Linked DNA regions of Homo sapiens: region 2 is linked to region 1. Evidence: chromatin loops called from intact Hi-C (ENCODE). Cell type or tissue: right lobe of liver. All regions are shown on one strand. Links, peaks and the distances in the headings refer to the core of each region. The heading gives the core; the rest is flanking DNA.

Region 1 (5,383 bases), core at 257-5,256:
ATTCTGATTCTGTATTTGTAGCACGTAAGATAGTTTTATCTCACTAGCTAACTTGAAAATACAGGATCTTGTCCTACTCATCTTTGTATTGCACTGTGGCTTAACACATATTTAGATAATAATCAATAAACATTCATTGAATTAACTTTTCCTAATTATAATATTCTACATGGTTTGTCTTCATTTCTGGTTCATCATGACTTGGCAGTGGCTTCTGAGGCTTTAAGCCTTAGGTTTCTCTTTGAATCTCCTCCTGGTATGCAAAAGTCTGTAAACACATACAGTGTTTGAATACATTAGGGGAACATGTCATTAGATAATCTATCCTTGTATCACTTAAGGTATTTTATAAACTTACACATCATCCTGTGACATTCCAAAGCTGTAAACTGGATTTTTGCAAAGCTGTAAATTGCCCTGAAATGGGGCACACTTTTTGCAAATTTATTTCAATAGCGATTGAAAACAAAAAAACAAGGCAAATGTTTTGCACAACAGTTGCACAACAACTAAGTCTTATCCAGAATGCTGCACAACACTAAGTCTTATCGGGAATGCAGACTCCCTTTCATCACAAACGAGGCAACATCTCCTGAATAACGTGGAAAAGGAGAAATGAAAGCAAAATAAGGAAGCTTTGTCCCTGCTTGTTACAGTTGTACCTTTTCAAGCTTTTGAAGTAACCATCTCTTAGCTTCATGCCCCCTGAAAATCAGCTGCTTTAAGTTTCTCTGTCTTATTTAGTCTGTGTGTGTGTGTGTGTGTGAGAGAGAGAGAGAGAGAGACAGTCTTGCTCTGTCGCCCAGGCTGGAGTGCAGTGGTGCAATCTCGGCTCACTGCAACCTCCACCTCCACGTTCAAGCAATTCTCCTGCCTCAGCCTCCTGAGTAGCTGGGATTACAGGCGCGCCATCACGCCTGGCTAATTTTTGTTTTTTGTTTTTTTTTGTAATAGAGACAGGGTTTTGCTATATTGGCCAGGCTGGTCTTGAACTCCTGACCTCAGGCGATCTACCTGCCTCAGCCTCCCAAAGTGCTGGGATTACAGGCGTGAGCCACTGCGCCCTACCCTTATTTAGTCTTAAAGAAAAGGATTTTGAATTTTAGGATGATTCATTCCAATGCTAGTTCTAGTCTCTGTTAATTTACCCAAGTGTGCTAGGAATTTAATAACATACATTATTTTCATAATAAAATAGTTTACTTCTTACTGACCTCACTGTCCAAGAAATGCACAAAGGTGAGGTGAGGAATACCCTTCATGGACTATAGGAGAATATGGGACTAGAAAAGACGATTTTACCATAATGTTGAGTTTCCCCTCAATTAACTTTATGTTAATATTATGCAATAACTTTCTGAAGAAAGAAAACAGAATTCTTGAGTCATTAGGGAAAATAGGAATGTTCTGAATTGAAAATATATATTCTTTCTGATATTCTGTGTAGCTTATCTGCTTGGTGCATTATTTGATCCTAGTAGACATCCCCCATTATCCTACAAGTACTCCTTGTCACCTAGCAATGTGTACTCAAAGAAGGAGCTTAATTTTACCAAGAGAACAAAATAAGACATAATTAGGGAGTACTCTAGAAGCCAGTGATAAGACCCCTCCCCTAACAAATGAATAACAATTGGTGTGACACATTTGATGTGTTACAATTAATTACAAAGTAAGTCACAAGAAATGTATTACTAATAAAAAAGTACCAACAGTTTGAAAGTGACATGTTTAACAATTAGAGCCAATTCAGCAGATTATCCCTATAATAATATTATGTTGATAGATGTGCATTCCAGTATGCTTTCTGGGAGAGAGAAGGGGAGAATTATGGGTAGCTACCAACGACTGATATTATTTTGTGAGCGTGTCCGTGGAAATGTGTCGAAAATGTGAACAACATCTGTCTTCTCTATAGTAATATGGGAAAGTTGAGAATAGCTAAGCTAAAAGGTGTTGGAAGTATACTTTTTTTCACCAGCTTCCCTTCCTCCTTCTCGTGGTAACAGCACCCTGATTTTAAAATGGGGAAACCCTGACACTCCTGGGCTTAAGATAGAACCAATCTTGCCCCTAGCTTCAAGAGTGGGCATAGGTCCCAAGGCCAGCCTGTCAAAGTTTTGTATCCCTCCAGCTACAATGACTGGTTGGGGAATGAGCATGTGACACAATCACAGCCTGCAAGACCTGTATCACGAGGTTCTTTGTTGCAAAGAAGAGTAGTCGATTTTGGCTGACTCAGAATTTGGTAGAAGTTACAAACTGTAAAATGTGGAACTGGCTGAATGGAGGGCGTGGGGATAGGGCAATGAGGACTCTAGTCCAAACTGGAAATTATGAATTCATGAAATATCTGTTGCCTATTGTTTTGGGGTAAGACCACAGGCCCACTGGAGTGTGGTATGAGAAGAAATGGTAGTGCTGGGCGCAGTGGCTCTCCCCTGTAGTCCCAGCACTTTGGGAGATAGACAGGTGGATTGCTTGAGCCTAGGATTTAGAGACCAGCCTGAGCAACATGGCAAAACCCTTCTCTACAAAATACATGCTGGGTGTGGTGACACACACCTGTAGTCCCAGCTACCCGGGAGGCTGAGATGGGAGGATCACTTGAGTGCAGGAGGTCGAGGCTGCAGTGAGCCATGATTGTGCCACTGCACTCAAGCCTGGGCAACAGAGTGAGGCCCTGTCTCAAAAAAAAAAGAAGAGAAAGAAATGATAGGAAAAATTCAGCATGTTGGCATATGTTGGCTCCTTTTGTAGGCTTCAGAAAGTGGCTCACGTCTGTAATCCCAGCACTTTGGGAGGTCGAGGTGTGTGGATCACGTGAGGTCAGGTGTTCGAGACCAGCCTGGACAAGACGGTGAAACCCCGTCTCTACTAAAAATACAAAAATTAGCTGGGTGTGGTGGCGGGCGCCTATAATCCCAGCTACTCAGGAGGCTGAGGCAGGAGAATTGCTTGAACCCGGGAGGCAGAGGTTGCAGTGTGCCAAGATCACACCACTGTACTCCAGTCTGGGCGACAGAGCAAGACTTGTCTCAAAAAAAAGCAAAAAGCAAAACAAAACAAAAAACAAGAAAGAATACAAGAAAGTTACTCAGTAACTTAATCTGAAAGTGTTCTATCTAAAAGCGTAGAGAGAATAATATATCGCTTTGCTAAGTGAAGTTCTTTCTGCCTATAGCCTGCAATATAAAATCCCATAGTTTAGAGCCCTATAGGGTAGAAAAAGTACCAAACTGGTCGGGCGAGGTGGCTTACACCTGTAATCTCAGCACTTTGGGAGGCTGAGGTGGGCGGATCACTTGAGATCAGGAATTTGAGACCAGCCTCGCCAATATGGCAAAACCCCATCTCTACTAAAAATACAAAAGTTAGCCGGGTGTGGTGGTGGGAGTCTGTAATTCCAGCTACTCTGAGGCAGGAGAATCGCTTGAACCCAGGAGGCAGAGGCTGCAGTGAGCCAAGATTGTACCACTGCACTCCAGCCTGGGCAACAGAGCAAGACTCCATCTCAAAAAAAATAAATAAAAAGCACCAAACTAAACTTAATGCAGAGGCAAGGAGGCAAAAGATTTAGCAAGAAATAAGACCAGAGTTCCAGGCTTCTGTCATGCACCTCCAGCTAAGCATTTTCCCAGAAAAGAGGGCAAAGCTCAGATTATGGGTATACATCTGCTCTTATGGCTTTTATTTTGAGCTACTTGGACAAGTACCATTAAATGGAGGTCAGGGGATGGCACAGCACTGAGGTTGATTCCTAGGAGTTTGAAATTCTCAGGTTTAAACATTTTATCTAGAAAAACATTTTTTGGGTGTGACAACTCAGACCAAAAGCTACTGAGCTTTTATGGGAACGTATTGCCAAAGAAACCCCAGGCCCAGCAATCTATTGTATTTTCTAGGTTTCCAATTTGTACCACAGCTAAAGTTGAGTAGGGCATGCCCAGAAAGGGCATTTCCATGTGCCCATCTCTGGCATAGCCATGGAGAATAAGAGACAAGTAAGATCCTCTAGCAGGAAGAAGCAGGAGCCATGCTAGACCATAAAGAAGATCCCCATAGAGAGCGAGCCTCGAGTTTCCCAGTTACCTCGCCAAGGAACTCATTCTACTGCCAGGCAAGGAGTCTTCCATATTCCTGCCTAGCAGGACATAAATTATGCTACAGATCAACAATAACTGTGTGCTATTTTTCATCCATTCTCCTCTTTGCAGAATTAGAGTTTTCATTGTAATTACTCTGTTCCTATTTTTTTTAAAGATATATTGGCTAAGATAGTTTAAGTTTTACCCAGTATAAGCGAATCTGGCCACTTCTCTCTCCCTCTACCATGACCACAGTTTAAGTTCCCACCATTTCCCCACTAGACTTACGTAACAGCCCTCTAACTTCCCTACTTCCACGCTACACTCCGCCCTACAGTCTATTCTTCCCTGTACCCCAGTTCACATCACTCCCCTGTACAAAACTTTCCCATTTAACAAATATTAAGCATCTGCTTGCCAGGCCTCAAGGAGCCATATCCAAATTTGAGAAGGAAATCAGAAAGAAATCATCAGCCAGAAATCCTGGTCTTAAGAGTTGAACACTGTAACCAAATAAGGCCCTGGGTTGTCTCTCACCGGGGAAGAGGAGTTGATAAGCACTCTGTTATACAGGCATGAGCATTTCTTGAATAACTCCTTATTTCTAACAGCATTCTAATTTTGTTTAGATAACCATTGTCCGTAACACCACAGACTGAAATGAAGTCAGACAGGTGGCCTGGGCCGGGCGCAGTGGCTTACACTGGTTAATCCTAGCACTTTGGGAGGCTGAAGCAGGTGGATTACTGGAGTCTAGGAGTTCGAGACCAGCCTGGGCAACATGGCAAAACCTCATCTTTACAAAAAATACAAAAATTAGTGGGGCATGGTGACATGTGCCTGTAGTCCCAGTTACTCGGGAGGCTGAGGTGGGAGGATCGCTTGAGCTCGGGAGGTCGATGCTGCAGTGAGATGTCATTGTGCCACTGCACTCCAATCCGGGTGACAGAGTGAGACCCTGTCTCAAAAAAAAATAAATTAATTAATAAATTAAGGCCGGGCGCGGTGGCTCACGCCTGTAATCCCAGCACTTTGGGAGGCCGAGGCGGGTGGATCATGAGGTCAGGAGATCGAGACCATCCTGGCTAACAAGGTGAAACCCCGTCTCTACTAAAAATACAAAAAATTAGCCGGGCACGGTGGCGGGCGCCTGTAGTCCCAGCTACTCGGGAGGCTGAGGCAGGAGAATGGCGTGAACCCGGGAAGCGGAGCTTGCAGTGAGCCAAGATTGCGCCACTGCAGTCCGCAGTCCGGCCTGGGCGACAGAGCGAGACTCCGTCTCAAAAAAAAAAAAA
Region 2 (5,383 bases), core at 267-5,266, 55 kb before region 1:
CTCGTGCCTCAGCCTCCCAAGTAGCTGGGATTACAGGCATGCACCACCGTGCTCGGCTAATTTTTTGTATTTTTAGTAGAGATGGGGTTTCACCATGTTAGCCAGGCTGCTCTTTAACTCCTGGCCTCAAGTTGATATGCCTGCCTTGGCCTCCCAAGTACTGGGATTACAGGCGTGAGCCACCGTGCCCGGCCTCAAACTATATTTTCTAATTAGTACAGTAAATACACATTAATCATGACACAATTATTTCTTCTGGATACAGCAGGAAAAATTAAGTTAAGAGAAAGTGCTTCATATTTCTTGATTTGTTATAAAAAGGAGAGATCCTCTAGATTTCTGGGTAAGAGGGAAAGCTAGCAATCCCACAATGATTTCCTTTATTTCTTGCCATCCGAATATATCCTTCTTCACCAAAGTTGTGGCCCCAGCTTTAGAAAAAGAAATAATACAAAATTACAAATGCGTACAATCAAACCATGTTATCAACTTTTTATCTCATTGTTTTTCTCCTATAAGTGATTACATATGAAAGGCCGTAAAACAAAATTAGAATGAAATAAGGTAATAATTTCTCCAGGGATTTCAGGTAACTCAAAATAATGGTTTGGAAAGCTTTAGTGCTATATTGATGAATAGACTTAATACCTAAGGAAAACTATAGTAAGATCCATCCCAGTCCTTTAATCCTCCTACTTTGCAAATATGCCTTCTCTAAAGAAAGAGTATTAGTATCCTTTATAAGCCTTTATCTCTAAATTTTTTGATAACAGTATCATGTGTAATGATTTTCTATCAAACTTAAATTCCTCTAGAGAATGTCAATTAAGAAATATTTTTGAGTGACTACTATGAAAAAGGTATAGGGCAGGGAATTCTAAAGCAAACAACAAAAATGCAGCTCTGAAAGAGCTTTTTGATCTAGAAGTGGAGCTGACTTTCTCATAATTAAAGCTATTGAAAAATGAGCCAGGCATGGTGGCTCACACTTGTAATCCAAGTGCTTTGAGAGGCTGAAGTGGGAGGATTGTTTGAGGCCAGAGTTTGAGAGCAGCCTGGGCAAAATAGCAAGTCCCTGATTCTACAAAAAAAATTTTTTTTTAATTAGCCAGGCATGGTGGCATGCACCTGTATTCCTTACCTACTCTGCAGCAGAGGCTACTTGTTAGAGATGTTGCAGAGAAAAATCATGGGTCGGATTAGGGTTCGAGTAGATCAGTGTTTCACTTTTTGATTTAATGGACTTAGAGGAGTTCAAAAAGTTTTTACAGATAGATATACAGTTATCAATTTTAAAATTAGCATGTATGGACATCTTTTTTTTTTTTTTGGAGGTGAAGTTTCGCTCTTGTTGCCCAGACTGGAGTGCAATGGTGCAATCTCAGCTCACCGCAGCCTCCATCTCCTGGGTTCAAGTGATTCTCCTGCCTCAGCCTCCCAAGTAGCTAGGACTGCAGGCATGTGCCACCACGACGGCTAATTTTGTATTTTTAGTAGAGATGGGGTTTCTCCATGTTGGTCAGGCTGGTCTCCAACTCCTGACCTCAAGTGATCTACCCGCCTCAGGCTCCCAAAGAGTTGGGATTACAGGTGTGAGCCACCACGCCCGGCTGTATGGTCATCTTTTTTAAAAAGCATACTATTGGTCGGGCACGGTGGCTCAAGCCTGTAATCCCAGCACTTTGGGAGGCAGAGACGGGCAGATCATTTGAGGTCAGGAGTTCGAGACCAGCCTGATCAACATGGTGAAACCCCGTCTCTACTAAAAATACAAAAACTAGCTGGGCATGGTAGCATGAGCCTGTAGTCCCAGCTACTCGAGAGGCTGAGGTAGGAGAATCGCTTGAACCTGGGAGGCAAGGCAGAGGTTGCAGTAAGCCGAGATTGCGCCTGTGCACTCCAGCCTGGGCAACAGAGTGAGACTGTCTCAAAAAAAGAAAATAAATAAAAACCATACTACTTACTGTCACCATTATGTTGTAAAAGAAAATACATTTTAACACCAAAAGCAAAAAATCCAAAGACATAATCTCTATTTTAAGGATAGTCTTTTGAGTAAATAAATTTATATTAATGAAAAAGTCACCAAAATATTCTTATTTTTCTTACTTTACCAAGACTGATGAAAAAACTTAGAAAATCCTTGTAAGAGGAATGATTTCTGAAGCTCTTTATCATTCTGAGATTTTATAGTGGTAGGTATATAAATATCATACAAGGCAAAATTCATTAAGTGCTCTAGGATACAAATAAAAGTGTGAAATTGAGAAAATGCCTAGTGTGTCTGGAGAGCAGTAAGAAATTTAGTTGAAAGGAAAACTGGATATCTTTAGTAGAATAGTGGAAAAAGAGGATAGAAAGCTGGTTTGGGGCCATGTTGTGAACAGCTTAGAACAGCAGGTGGAGGAACATGTACTTCAATTACAAAGGCAAAGGGAAGCTGTTAGAAATTTTGGCTCAGGGACTCAAAGTTTGTGTTTTTGCATGCAGTGGAGAACCTAAGAAATGCTGGTTTATTGTTGGAAGACAAATGACACCATTTAAAAGGACTGTGCTTTAAGAGGCCTTAAATATTCTATGTATCAGCCCTCATTGGACATTTTGCAGGTCCTATTTTTTTCTCTCTGTACCATTTAACACACTTGTCTACTCCCACCTTACTGGTCTCTTGGCTTCAAGACACTACTATGTTCTGATTTTCTTATCTCTCTCTGGTCAGTCCTTCTCAAACATTTTCATGAGCTCCTTTCTTTACTTCCTTTCACTTAATTGCCACTCCACTGCTTAGAAATTGTCAATGGCTCTCCATGCCTTTACAATAAAATTCAAACTCCATCGTCACCTCTAATAAACCACTGGCTGTAGTGGGTTTTTTTGTTTGTTTGTTTGTTTTTGACAGAGTCTCACCGTGTTGCCCTGGTTGGAGTGTGGTGGTGCAATCACAGCTCACTGCAGCTTCGACCTCCTGTGCTCAAGCAATCCTCCTGCCTCAGCCTTACAAGTAGCTAGGACCACATGTGCATACCACCATGCTTGGCCAATTTTTTTTTTTTTTTTTTTGTGATGGAGTCTTGCTCTGTGGCCCAGGCTGGAGTGTAGTGGCACAATCTCGGCTCACTGCAAGCTCCGCCTCCCGGGTTCACGCCATTCTCCTGCCTCAGCCTCCTCAGTAGCTGGAATTACAGGCGCCCACCACCACGCCTGGCTAATTTTTTTGTATTTTTTAGTAGAGATGGGGTTTTACCGTGTTAGCCAGGATGGTCTCGATCTCCTGACCTTGTGATCTGCCCGCCTCAGCCTCCCAAAGTGCTGGGATTACAGGCGTGAGCCACTGCGCCTGGCCCAATTTTTTATTTTAGTAAAGAAGAGGTCTCACTATGTTGCCCAGGCTGTAGCAATGCTCTTTTAATATCCAGTTTGATAAGCAAAAGCAATAACAAGAATCCGGCCAGGCTATTATTAATATTAATAGACACCACTTATTTAGCACTTACTCTGCCAAACAGATTAACATAAATTATCTAATTTAATCATCATCCTGTGAGGTGAATATTATCTTCTTTTACTAAAGAAAAAAACAGAAGGGCAGAGTGGTAAAGTAGCTTGCCAAAAGTCACATAGATAGTAAATTGTGAAGCCAGAGGTCAAATCTAGGATTATTTTATTCCAAAGCCCACTCTAACTTTTATCTATGCCTATCCCTACAGTTATCTCTGTGAGTGAAGTCATATGGGGAATGAAATTCAGACCAGTACATCTAGGATCTCATGTAATTTATATCCTACTATGGTCACTGCATTAAATAATAGGTAAAATAAATCATTTTAGGTGAACTGAATTTGGACCTGAGTTCTAGTATGAAAATTGAATTGAGGGTCTAGTTACTAGCAGTATGAATTCAGTCAGTGAGACCAAGGAATCCCAGACCCCATTCAACATCTAAACAATTTACTTTTCTCAGTTTTACCGACCAAGATCAATTGCCCCCAGTTTTGCAAAAGATCCCAGACCTCTTTTTGACTGAGTCCTGCTAACTTCCCTTAAACAATGAAACTGATAAAAAAAAAAAATCTTAAGCTAAATAAAGTATCTGAGGACAAAGTCTTGCCTTCAGAATTATACAAGATCTGCTCCAAATGTTCATTTCGGTACTTACCAAGTTGTATATTTTTATTAATTCTATAGCTCTTTCACTCAAACTGTTCAACTTTAGGTGAGTTTGTTAACTAAATGCCTATCTCATAAGAGTACTTTAAAAATTAAATGAGAGAATGTATTTAAAGTACTCACACAATATTTGGTATATAGCCAATGCTTACTAAGTGAAGGTAGCTATTTTTATTATTATCCAGGTATGAGTACATCAGATTGGACTCAAGTAGAGTCCATCTACTTTTTTTTTTTTGAGACGGAGTTTCACTCTTGTTGCCCAGGCTGGAGTGCAATGGCACAACCTCGCCTCACTGCAACCTCCACCTCCCAGGTTCAAGTGATTCTCCTGCCTCAGCCTCCTGAGTAGCTGGGATTACAGGCGTGCGCCATCATGCCCGGATAATTTTGTATTTTTAGTAGAGATGGAGTGTCTCCATGTTGGCCAGGCTGGTCTCGAACTCCCAACCTCAGGTGATCCTCCCACCTCGGCCTCCCAAAGTGCTGGGATTACAGGCGTGAGCCACTGAGCCGGGCTGAGTCCGTCTACTTTTAAAAAAATGTATAGCGTTCTTCTAGGGTGATCACCAGTCCCAGTTTGCCTGGGACTGTCCTGTTTTTAAAAAGAAAGTCCTATGTCCCAGAAAGCCTCGTAGCCCTTAGCAAAGTGGGAAAGTTGATCACCCTACCTTCTCCTTGCATATTATAAGGCTACTAACTTATTATTCCTTCTAAAATCAATGCCAGTTTCCTTTGTAATAGACTGAAGTCCTGGGCTTCTTAGGCTGTGCCAGACACTCTTCTAGGCATTAGGATTACAGAGACAAAGTCTTTCTAAAGCCTAGGTTCTAGAGGAGAAACATATGATAAACGAAGAAATACTTGATGATATATATGATTAGTACAATAAAGAAAAATAAAGCAGGATAAGGGATACAGAGTGTTAAGAGACAGGGCTCAATTTTAGGTGGAATGGTCGGGAAAAGCTTCGCTGAGTGGATGTTTGCGCAAAGATGCAAGTGAGGCAAAGACCTGGATAAAGGGCTAGAAATAAGCATGATGTGTCAAGAAATAGCCAAAAGGCTAATGTGCTGGGAGCTGAGTGAGAGAGGGGAGAGTAGTTGGAGAGGTAGTTGGAGAGGCAGGCTAAGGCCAGATAATGTCATGCTTTACAGGTCATGGGTTTTATTCTGAGTGGGAAGGAAAGCCATTAGAGGGTTTGGGGTAGAAGGGT

The links. A loop is a pair of places that touch in the nucleus more often than their neighbours do. Peaks named below come from ENCODE experiments on the same cell type or tissue, not always from the same donor. Only the 100,000 strongest peaks of a DNase experiment are listed, where the experiment ranks them.
Region 2: a loop joins it to region 1, with 5 times the contacts of the local background. A loop is called at or near these places in 2 of 110 quality-filtered maps.

Annotation. Positions count from the first base shown.
Region 1 is chr1:150,787,418-150,792,800 of GRCh38, forward strand. No RefSeq gene overlaps it. Among named protein-coding and RNA genes, the nearest start is that of CTSK, 18 kb to the right of the region's middle. In right lobe of liver, for the core only: no CTCF peak of the experiment used is centred there; a DNase peak (open chromatin) is centred at 2,134; H3K27ac peaks cover 1,103 bases.
Region 2 is chr1:150,732,715-150,738,097 of GRCh38, forward strand. CTSS (cathepsin S) reads right to left here. Exons shown (of 8, transcript NM_004079.5): 8 at 1-431. The coding sequence ends at 332. Among named protein-coding and RNA genes, the nearest start is that of HORMAD1, 15 kb to the left of the region's middle. RefSeq lists enhancers at 2,334-2,478, 4,461-4,605 and cis regulatory regions at 2,406, 4,533. In right lobe of liver, for the core only: no CTCF peak of the experiment used is centred there; no DNase peak of the experiment used is centred there.